Linked DNA regions of Mus musculus: region 1 is linked to region 2. A link is a loop called in an ENCODE intact Hi-C map of the cell type or tissue named here. Cell type or tissue: heart. All regions are shown on one strand. Each heading gives the region's core, and the rest is flanking DNA. Links, peaks and the distances in the headings are about the cores only.

What was found. Hi-C counts contacts between places; a loop is a spot of excess contacts. Peaks named below come from ENCODE experiments on the same cell type or tissue, not always from the same donor. Only the 100,000 strongest peaks of a DNase experiment are listed, where the experiment ranks them.
Region 1: a loop joins it to region 2, with 2.4 times the contacts of the local background. A loop is called at or near these places in 1 of 42 quality-filtered maps.

The regions. Positions count from the first base shown.
Region 1 is chr8:31,029,530-31,034,215 of GRCm38, forward strand. No RefSeq gene overlaps it. Among named protein-coding and RNA genes, the nearest start is that of Gm32841, 22 kb to the left of the region's middle. In heart, for the core only: CTCF peaks have their summits at 2,267 (motif pointing left) and 2,478 (motif pointing right); a DNase peak (open chromatin) is centred at 2,432; H3K4me3 peaks cover 1,383 bases; H3K27ac peaks cover 901 bases.
Region 2 is chr8:31,145,980-31,150,665 of GRCm38, forward strand. Snord13 (small nucleolar RNA, C/D box 13) reads right to left here and starts at 3,979; the gene lies at 3,882-3,979. Tti2 (TELO2 interacting protein 2) reads left to right here and starts at 4,337. Exons shown (of 7, transcript NM_144927.3): 1 at 4,337-4,686. In heart, for the core only: a CTCF peak has its summit at 3,096 (motif pointing left); DNase peaks (open chromatin) are centred at 3,942 and 4,292; H3K4me3 peaks cover 1,254 bases; H3K27ac peaks cover 1,109 bases.

The sequences.
Region 1 (4,686 bases), core at 1,328-3,827, 120 kb before region 2:
GATCTGATCCCCACCATATAAGAAAGTATGCATGAGAACAGGCGGCAAGGGTATCCTCAGCTGTTAACAGCCACAGTTCTAAGTCTGGGTAGTAGGGGAACTGAAATAGGAAAGAGAGAAGACACTTGACTCTTCAAACAGTCCAAGTTTGGGCTGGAGCAAAGGCTCAGCTGTTAAAGGTTAGGCTCTCAACTGAAAAACCTCCAAGCTCATAATAAGGGCTTACCCCTTGATGCCAATTTGGGTTCGTTTGTATGTGAGAGTTAAAAAACAGAGTAGCTCGGATATGGGTAAACACTACTGTCCTCTCTGACTCATTTCCTGCTTGTGGCTCTACTTTCTGTCCTCTCGCAACTCATTTTGTTTAATGTGTTAGATGTCAAGTATTAATACTTCTGATCAGATTTTATAATGAGGACATTAGCATCCCTAAGTGTTAGCTTGCCATTGTCATAGCACTAGTTCATTATTGTCTTAGCAATAGCTCGACTGCTGGGAAGAGACACCATGACCAAGACATCTCTTACAAAAGAAAACATTTAATTGGGGGCTTGCTTACAGTTTCAGAGGTTTAGTCCATTATCATGCTTGGCAGCAAGCACACACCAGAGTGTAGCAGGAACAGCAGGGCCCGCCTCTATGCAAACACTGGGGGCCAGCCACCCAGCCACAAAAACATCTCCTGCTGAAGAACCCAACTGAGGACTGCCTGAGAGAACAAGGATTGCTGGTGCAGACAATGCCAGTCAATCAGGAACTGCTGTTTAGCATAGATATTTTCTTGGGACCAATGGGGGTGTGGGTGGAGGGTATTAAAGGAGCTTGCAGTGCTCACTTATAAGTATGACAGTCCTCCTTGTTTCTCCCAGAGTTGTTGGGTAGACTGGGCGAGTTGATGACTATGGTGGTCTGAATAAGAATGGGCCCCATAAGCGCATATATTTGGAATGCTAATATATTTGGAAGAAATGTGAGTGTGGGGGGGAGGAGCAGTGCTCAGATGAGCTTGCTGCAGGTTTCTCACCTATTCCCAGAGTCTGTGTCGTTGACTCTGTGCCAACTCATCCCCAAACACCAAGGGCAGGTAGAGTTGGGTGGAGGGCTGTCCAGGGCACAGGCAACATGGAGCACTAACTGAGAGTTACATCCTGGTCCACAGGCAGAGAGAGAATTGACACTGGACATGGTGTGAGCTTTTGAAATCACAAAATCCACTCCCCACAACCTCCTCCCCCCTCCCCCCACACTCACATTTCTTCCAAATATATGAGCATTCAAATATATGCACTTATGGGGCCCATTCTTATTCAGACCACCACAGCCATCAACTTGCCCAGTCCACCCAACAACTCTGGGAGAAACAAGGAGGACTGTCATACTCATAAGTGAGGAAGCTGGCCAGGCCTTTGAGATGTGGGGTGGCTCTCGTGAGGTCTTGGAACATAGTAATTACTTAAATCCAAGTCCTTTATTTTCAAAAGCCAAGACTCTTCCTACAGTTCCATATTACTGTAACCTTTTACCAACTAGGAGAGGAGAGGGCATTTTTCCTGTATTAATTGTTTTCCTGGTATTTAAAATCTGCTACTGGGTATGGCAACGCAGGTTCGTATCTTAGCAAACAGGAAATAAGGGAAGGAGGATCATGAGTGTGAGGACCACCTGGGCCACACAGTGAACTTCAGAGTGGCCTAAAGGATGTAGTAAGACCTCAGAAACCAAAACAGAAAATAATAGAATAAACACTGCCTATCAAAATTCTCCTTCTTAAAGGCTTTGCTATTTCAATACACACATACACCACATCCACTCACCACACACACATACATAAATAAATACATACATATCCTCAACTACACAAACACACACATACACTCACACATAGTTGTTAGGAACATAATAGAAAATATAAGCAAACATATCACTTTGCATGCTGGATCAACAAATATGATTTAAGTGTGCTAAGAGTCTCCATAAAATCTTACTTAACTACACACGGTACTTACTACCCGTTTGAGTCACATAATGAATGTGTCTTTGTTTCTCTTGGCCAAGTTTCTTTCTTAGTTATTTGTTGGGAGTGGGGGAACAAGTAGGGGTGTGAGGGTTTTTGTTGTTTGGGGGGAGTGTTTTCTTATTTTGTTTGGGGAATTTTTTTGAGGTGATGATCAGAATTTGACTCAAACTGGCCATTCTGACATGTTCTCTGGTAGCAGGCTTGGAGACAAAGGCAGGCTGTGCAGCACAGAGCAGAGGCATCGTCTGCCACACCGCCACCTACTGTTTCACCAGAGTAACTACAGCTTCAGCGCAAGTAGGGAAATGAACAAGGGAACAGCGTGGGGGGCGGGGGCGGGGGGGTGAGGAGGCTGGCACAGGTCTTCCTCTGCGATAGAGGACACCAAGCTCAGGTCCTTCCGGGGCCAGCAGGAGGCGCAAAAAGGCCAAGCTAAGAAGGACAAGAAGCCTGAACGGGTGGAAAGGGCAGGACAAGCTGATGCAGGATTCTGGTTTGGGTCCTCCGGGCTACTCACTCCTTTTACATCTATAGAAAAAGGTGTTCCCTGCAGAGCTGGGTGGAAGGAACCCAAACAGAGGCTTCCGGGTGTGAGGGAAGTTGACACTACATCTCAGCTGCAAAGGCAGAGCCTGCACCCTCCCCCCCCCCCCCCGGAAGACCTCAGACCTACACAGTAGTTGCGGGACCTGACTCTCATCCACTGGCATGCATGGTGTACTGTAGCCGACGGCCACTGCATTGAACTGCTGCAAGTGAGCCAGCCTGAGCCCTCAGGATGCTAACCGTAGGCCACCGACCACCACTGTCCAAACCCTCTGTTTTAAATTTGCAATTACGCCAAGGACGCTATCAAAAGGCTGTGCCATCCCAATCGCTTCTCGGTGCACACAGACAACACTCCAGAATCTCTCGAGCAAGCAAAACAGAAACCCTACTCTGTAAACAGCTTCCCACTCACTCCCTGTTCCCCTAAGCCCTGCTGGTCACCATTCTGCTCTCTGTTTTCTATGAATTTGACTACTCGGGAGACCCCCCCATAAGTGGAATCACGCACAATTTGCATAATGAGAAAATAAGACATTTCAAATATATGAAGGTTGCTTTGAATCAGCTTTTTCTAGAACACTCCGAGGAGTACAATTCCCATCTCGCCAAAACGGCTGGCTGTGGGAAGAACTCAATGTCTTTATTTCACCAAATTTTCTATCAGGATGAAGACCAGTTAAGAAAATTAAGATCCAAAGGCTACTCTCACAGACCTCAGAATTCAAGGATTTATATGCTCTGTGCCAATCTAAGAACATGGTTAAAAAAAATTTTTTTTACCAAATATTGATCATCTACTAAGTCATTTTTCTTTCTTTCTTCCCCCCCCCCCCCCCCCGAGACAGGCTTTCTCTGTATAGCCCTGGATGTCCTGGAACTCACTTTGTACACCAGGCGGGCCTCCAACCCAGAAATCAGACTGCCTCTGGCTCCCAAGTGCTGGGATTAAAGGCGTGCGCCACCACTGCCCGGCTAATAAGTCATTTTCAACAGATATGAAAGAACAGAGACAATAAAATACAAAAAATAATAACTTCATCTAAAAACATAATAACTTCATCTTTAAAAAAAAAAAAAAACAGTGCAGATACGGCCAACATAACAAATATTTCCAGAGCGTCTCTCGCCAAGATTTACTACGAATCTTCATCTGTAAATACAATTAAAAGATTTATTTCACTGCAGGCAAGAACTCAGCAAATCCCTGCTTCGGTTTTCCGAAAAAGCCACTCAGGCACTTTCGACAGTGCTGCGGTCTTTGCCGGTACTAGAGGCACATTGGAAATGTAAACTGATTGTAATTGCAATAAGAATAGCCTTTCTCTCCTTAATGAAATTCTGAAAAGCAACAGACTCCTGTAATACAAACAAGCTTGTCTGCCTTGGCATTCACCACGCAGACGCAGCCAACCGTGGCTGAGCAGGATTCCGGTGCTCACAGCGCCACCTGCTGTACAAAAGTGGAATCGCATCCCTCTGAGGCAAAGGATTTAAAAAAGAAAAATCAATTGCCTTGACAAATCGGTGCTGCCCTGTTTGGATAAATAGATCTATTATCCTAAAAGCGCTGTGCATTGTTATAGTAGGTTCCTCTTATAGCTAGCTAAATTCACTGTTTGTTTCACTAAACTTACCTTGTTACTAACAATTTCTCTCTCTTATCCACTTACGTGGTATATTAGTTACTTTTTTCCTTGATTTGTCAAAATATATGATAAAAGCAACTTAAGGAAGGAAGGGTTTGTTCGGCTCACTGTTTGTCTTTGTTAGGGTTACTATGGCTGTAGTGAAACACTATGACCAAAAGCAAGGTGGGGAGGGAAGGGTCTATTTGGCTTACACTCCCACATCCTAGTCCATCATTGGGGGAAGTCAGGACAGGAACCTGGACACAGGAGCTGATACAGAGGCCTACGAACTTTCCACGACACCTCCATCCCTTCAGAACCAGTACCACCATACCTCCTAGGCGACTCTTACACGCTACCAAGTTCAGTGGCCTGCGCAAGGTTCGGCCTTTACAACAACCGCTGGAACACAGTTCCTGTCTGCTGACTGCAAGGAACCACTTCCCAGGAGACTTCACCACAGTGAACCTGGTCTCTTCTTAATTACTGCTC
Region 2 (4,686 bases), core at 1,800-4,299:
GGGATGTTCTTTATTGGCTTGCTTCCCCTGGCTTGCTCAGCCTGCTCTCTTATAGAACCCAAGACTACCAGCCCAGAGATGGTACCACTCACAAGGGGCCCTCCCCACTTGATCACTAATTGAGAAAATGCCCCACAGCTGGATCTCATGGAGGCATTTCCCCAACTAAAGCTCCTTTCTCTGTGATAACTCCAACTTCTGTCAAGTTGACACAAAATTAGCCAGTACAGTCATATATGTGACTTGTAAGACGTGAGTTCATACTTTTCCTGGCTTGTTTGTCTCCATCTTCTTCTCAGTCCTCCTTCCCTTTATTGACACTATCCACTCTTCCCTCTAGGTCCACCTATGCTGTAAGTCTGGGTTGTAGTGTTGACCTGTGCATGAATCTGCACAAACCCAGCCCTGATATATTCTTAAAGTACTGTCTTATACACGAGGCCCCTTATTACCTTGGGCATTGTTCAAGCACCGTTTAGCAAGGTTACTTGATTTAGCACCACATCTCTGAAAAAAGAAAGGGTCGGAGAATGTTCCACCGAGGAGCTTCATCTTGGGTTCTTGCTGTATGAGCTGGAAGCTACTTATTTACCTTGTGGTCCAGGCTCATACTGTTACCTGTAACTACTTGATTCTCTTCCCACTGTTACGGGGGGTTCCATCATGTTCCACACCTAAGAAGATGTCTCAATGGTCCATTACCACTTTTAAACTAAAATTTAATATACAAACCATCATATTCCATTCCATATTCACTAAATTTTTTGCAGGATTGGGCAATCACTATCACATCCACAACTTTTTTAGCATCCTGAAAGAAAACTCCTTAATTATCAGCCATCCTCCGTTTCCTTCTCCCATCTCCTAGCAACCACTGGTCCATGTCATGCCTTGATTGGTATGCATATTCTGGGTATTTCGTGTCAGTAGAATCATATAGCATGTGCCTTTGTCACTGGTTTATTTATTTTGCCTTGAAGGTTCTTCCATTGTGTCATATGCATCAGAATGTCACTTATAGCTGAGGGTGTTGTTCAGTATGTGCTCAGCATGGGTAAACTCAGCACACATTCAATTCCCAGCACCAAGCACTCTCACCAAACAGCATGGAAGAAACCAAGATCTTTCATTAATTATATCTAAGTAAACTCCCATCGTGTGTTTCTTTCACCCTTCCTTCACTGTGCTAGCTTTTGTTATCATAACAAGATATCTGGGTAGTTAACTGATGAAGAAAAGGGGTTTGCTTCACAGCTTCTAGAACATTGGGCCTGTGGCCCATCATCCAAGGATTCCACAGCAGTATGGTCACTTACGTCATAGGCTTGTTTGGATATGAACTCTAACCCCAAAGGCCCATATGTTAAAGGCTTAGACTCTACTTGTGGCACCACAACAACATGGTAGAAGCTTTAGAAGTAAGGCCAAAAGTAAAGGATTTACATCAACAGAGGGCTGTGTTCAAAGGAGACACTAGAAATCTGGTCCTAGTCAAATCCCCTGTTCCTCTCACTCTGCCCCCTCCCCGTGTGTGTGTGTGTGTTTGTCTGTCTGTTTGTCTGTCTGTCTGTCTTTGACTTTCTTCCCAGATGCAGCATTTTCTGTTTCTTTTCCCCCACCGTGATCTACTGTGTTACCACCAGCACAAAGACAGGGAACACCTGAGACCACAAGCCAAACTAATCTTTCCCTCTTTTTAGGAATAGTCTCAAGTATTTGTCTCGGTAATGCATGACTGGTAGGCAAAACCTGCATAGCTCACAGTTTTGGTATCTCCCAACAGGCCCACCTCAGGGACCCCCTTTGATATGGTCATTAGGGTAATGTAAGCTACAGATAGCATTTATCTCTTTTTCTGTGAACTGATCCCACTGCCTAAGAAGATTGTGGCTGTGAACATCCATGTTCAAGTTTTCGTACTGGTACAAGAATTTAGTCCTCTTGGCTATACATCAATGAAGACAGTTGTTAAATCTGGTTCAGCTCTGTGTTGACCCTGTTTACTTTGCAGAGAAACTGTCAGACTGTCCTGCAGCAGCTGCACCGCCTCATGCGGGGCGGCATTGCGTACCGTCTCCCCAAATCCTTGGCCAAGCATTTTCAGTGCCACTCTAGGGAATGCGACTTGACAATTCATTCACTTATTCATTCTTTATTTATTTTGAGTCTCATGTGACCCGACTAGCCTTGTACTTCTGACCCTGCTGCCTTGACCTCACCAGTGCTAGGTGTACAGGCACATACCCTATCCCCAGTCTCCTGTCCTGCTGGAGGTTCTAGTCCATTGCCTGTGCAAACACACTCCCAACTGAGCCATGTTACTGTTTAGCCCAGGCTGGCCTGGATCTTCCTGCTTTAGCCTCCTTCAAGTTGGTATTATAGTCATGCGCTACCACACCTGATTTTCTCTTAAAAATAATTATGTAAGGGTTTCACATGATTTCCGAGTTAAAGCGATAAAAGTACACATAGAGAGATCTTGCTTCTATTCCTTCATTCTGTTATTTCCTGACACATAATTGTTTATACATGTTATTTACCTTCCATTTCTACTTTAACACACAAGGAAATGCATATATCTTACTCTCTATCTTTCCTTCTTTCTTACAAGAGAGCATCTATCTACCCTTCCTCCCCTCTGCTCCTTCCACCTATCTATATTCCCAGAGTTCCATGGTGTTACACAGAGACTGCTTTTTCTCCCTCACTGCAGCTGCACCAAGCTGCATTGTGTGGACGCAGCTCCATGTAGCTGCATTGTGTGGGTGGTCAATCCAGCCTGTCCTCTGTGCGTGGACATGGGCATTCAGGATACATTTGTTGCCTTGACTAAATTGTGCCAGGCACTAGATAGAAGTAAAGGCATGGCTGGCTCGGGCTTTGGGAAACCCAGCGAGAGATCTCAACAATACAGAGCACTCCTCAAGTCTGAAAGGCGTCTGGATCCACTGGACACAAAGGGCACATGCTACAGAAAAGAAACGTCCCACACAGTACAGACACAATAACCTCTTATTGACTGGCCTCAAGCTGCTTTTGTTAAGGGAAGGTTTCTCTTGGAAGTGGTTAGCAGTGATTGATCAGAGTGCCACCAATTGGTCAGAGTGGGAAAAGCCAGAAGAAAGAGGTTCCGAGTTAGAATTCTAATCACCAGATTTTCTTGGAAAGAAGAAATGTAAATTAATGTTGGTGCTGTTGCATAACAATGGGAACTAACACCTCTATGAACTTTATGCTGATCAGATATTGTTCCCGGCATTTATGTACATTAAAAATTGTCCCAACAGTCCTAAGAGATGGGGACCAGTAATTATCTACATTTGTTTCCCCAATACAGAAATTAAGACATAGAGATCTGAGCTATTGCCGTTTGCAAGAGGTCACACAGAGAAGTGAAGGGGGGAAAAAAAGCCACACAGGCATCACTGGTAGTGTAGTGGCAAATAGTGTAACACTAAGAAGAGCATGTCTTGGAGTGGAAAGATGGTTCAGTTAAGAACATGCCATGGCTAACAAACTCCAGAAATTCAAGTTCAGAGAACTGGACACTGTTTTCTGGCTTCCGCGGGGACCAGGGGGGGCACCAGGTACACATATACGCATGTGAACAAAGCATTTATACACATCAGAGTAATAACTTAATAAAACAATTTTTCTTAGAAAGAAGTGAATTGTACCAGAGCGACTTGTAAGAAGCATAACTCTGTCACTTTCAGTTTCTCTTAGGAATGGAATGTACTTTAGTAATAATGTATTAGTCCCAGGTACCCTGGACACTTTCCACTACCTAACCAGTAATCCTACCTGACTGAACCAAGAAGTAAAAAACAGGGCATAACTCTAATCTACACAAGAACCAGAAGTGGAGGATCCTCCTAAGTTCATGTCAGACGGGTAATGTGCCCACGTCGTAACAAGGTTTATGGGCGGCACATGTCACGCAATGGCGTGAACACCCAATCATCACGCTTTATGAACCAGAAAGGATCGGCCTTACTGTTAGCTTGCGAAGTATCGAGTAAGTCTCACCAGTTTTTCAAAGAGGGTGACTAATATGCTGCCGCTCTATTTAGCTTTTGCACACAAAATCTAGTACAATTTCAAACTGTTACTAGGATTTTGCGAGAATTCTCTTGTTTCTAGCCTAGCAGATGAAATCAGGAACAAACTTAATGAGCGAACGCTTAGTTATGCAAATATATCCTTCATGCTCCACCTTTTACCCCTTCCTTCTCTGACGGACTGTTTGTTGCTTTCTGGTCGCGAGTCGTAAAAAGAAGCGTTGCGGCTCCGCTGGCGGAAGTTAGTTTTGCTTTACGGCTACAATGCTCTCCAGGGCCGGAAGTTGCGGAATACAGCTACCGTACTGGAAGAGCGCTTGGTTTCGGGAGCCTTTTTGGTGTCACGGTTCAGTAGTTTGTCTTTAAAATTAACTGTTTTTTTTTTCTTTTTTGAGTTTTCGGAAAGACAAATTTCGCTACGTGTTAGGAGCTTGAGGCTCTCCTATTTTTTTTTCGAGACAGGGTTTCTCTGTGTATCCCTGGCTGTCCTGGAACTCACTCTGTAGACCAGGCTGGCCTCGAACTCAGAAATCTGCCTGCCTCTGCCTCCTGAAGCGTGCGCCACCACTGCCCGGCTTGAGGCTCTCTTCTTACAGCCACTTTACTGGGTGGATTGACACTCGAT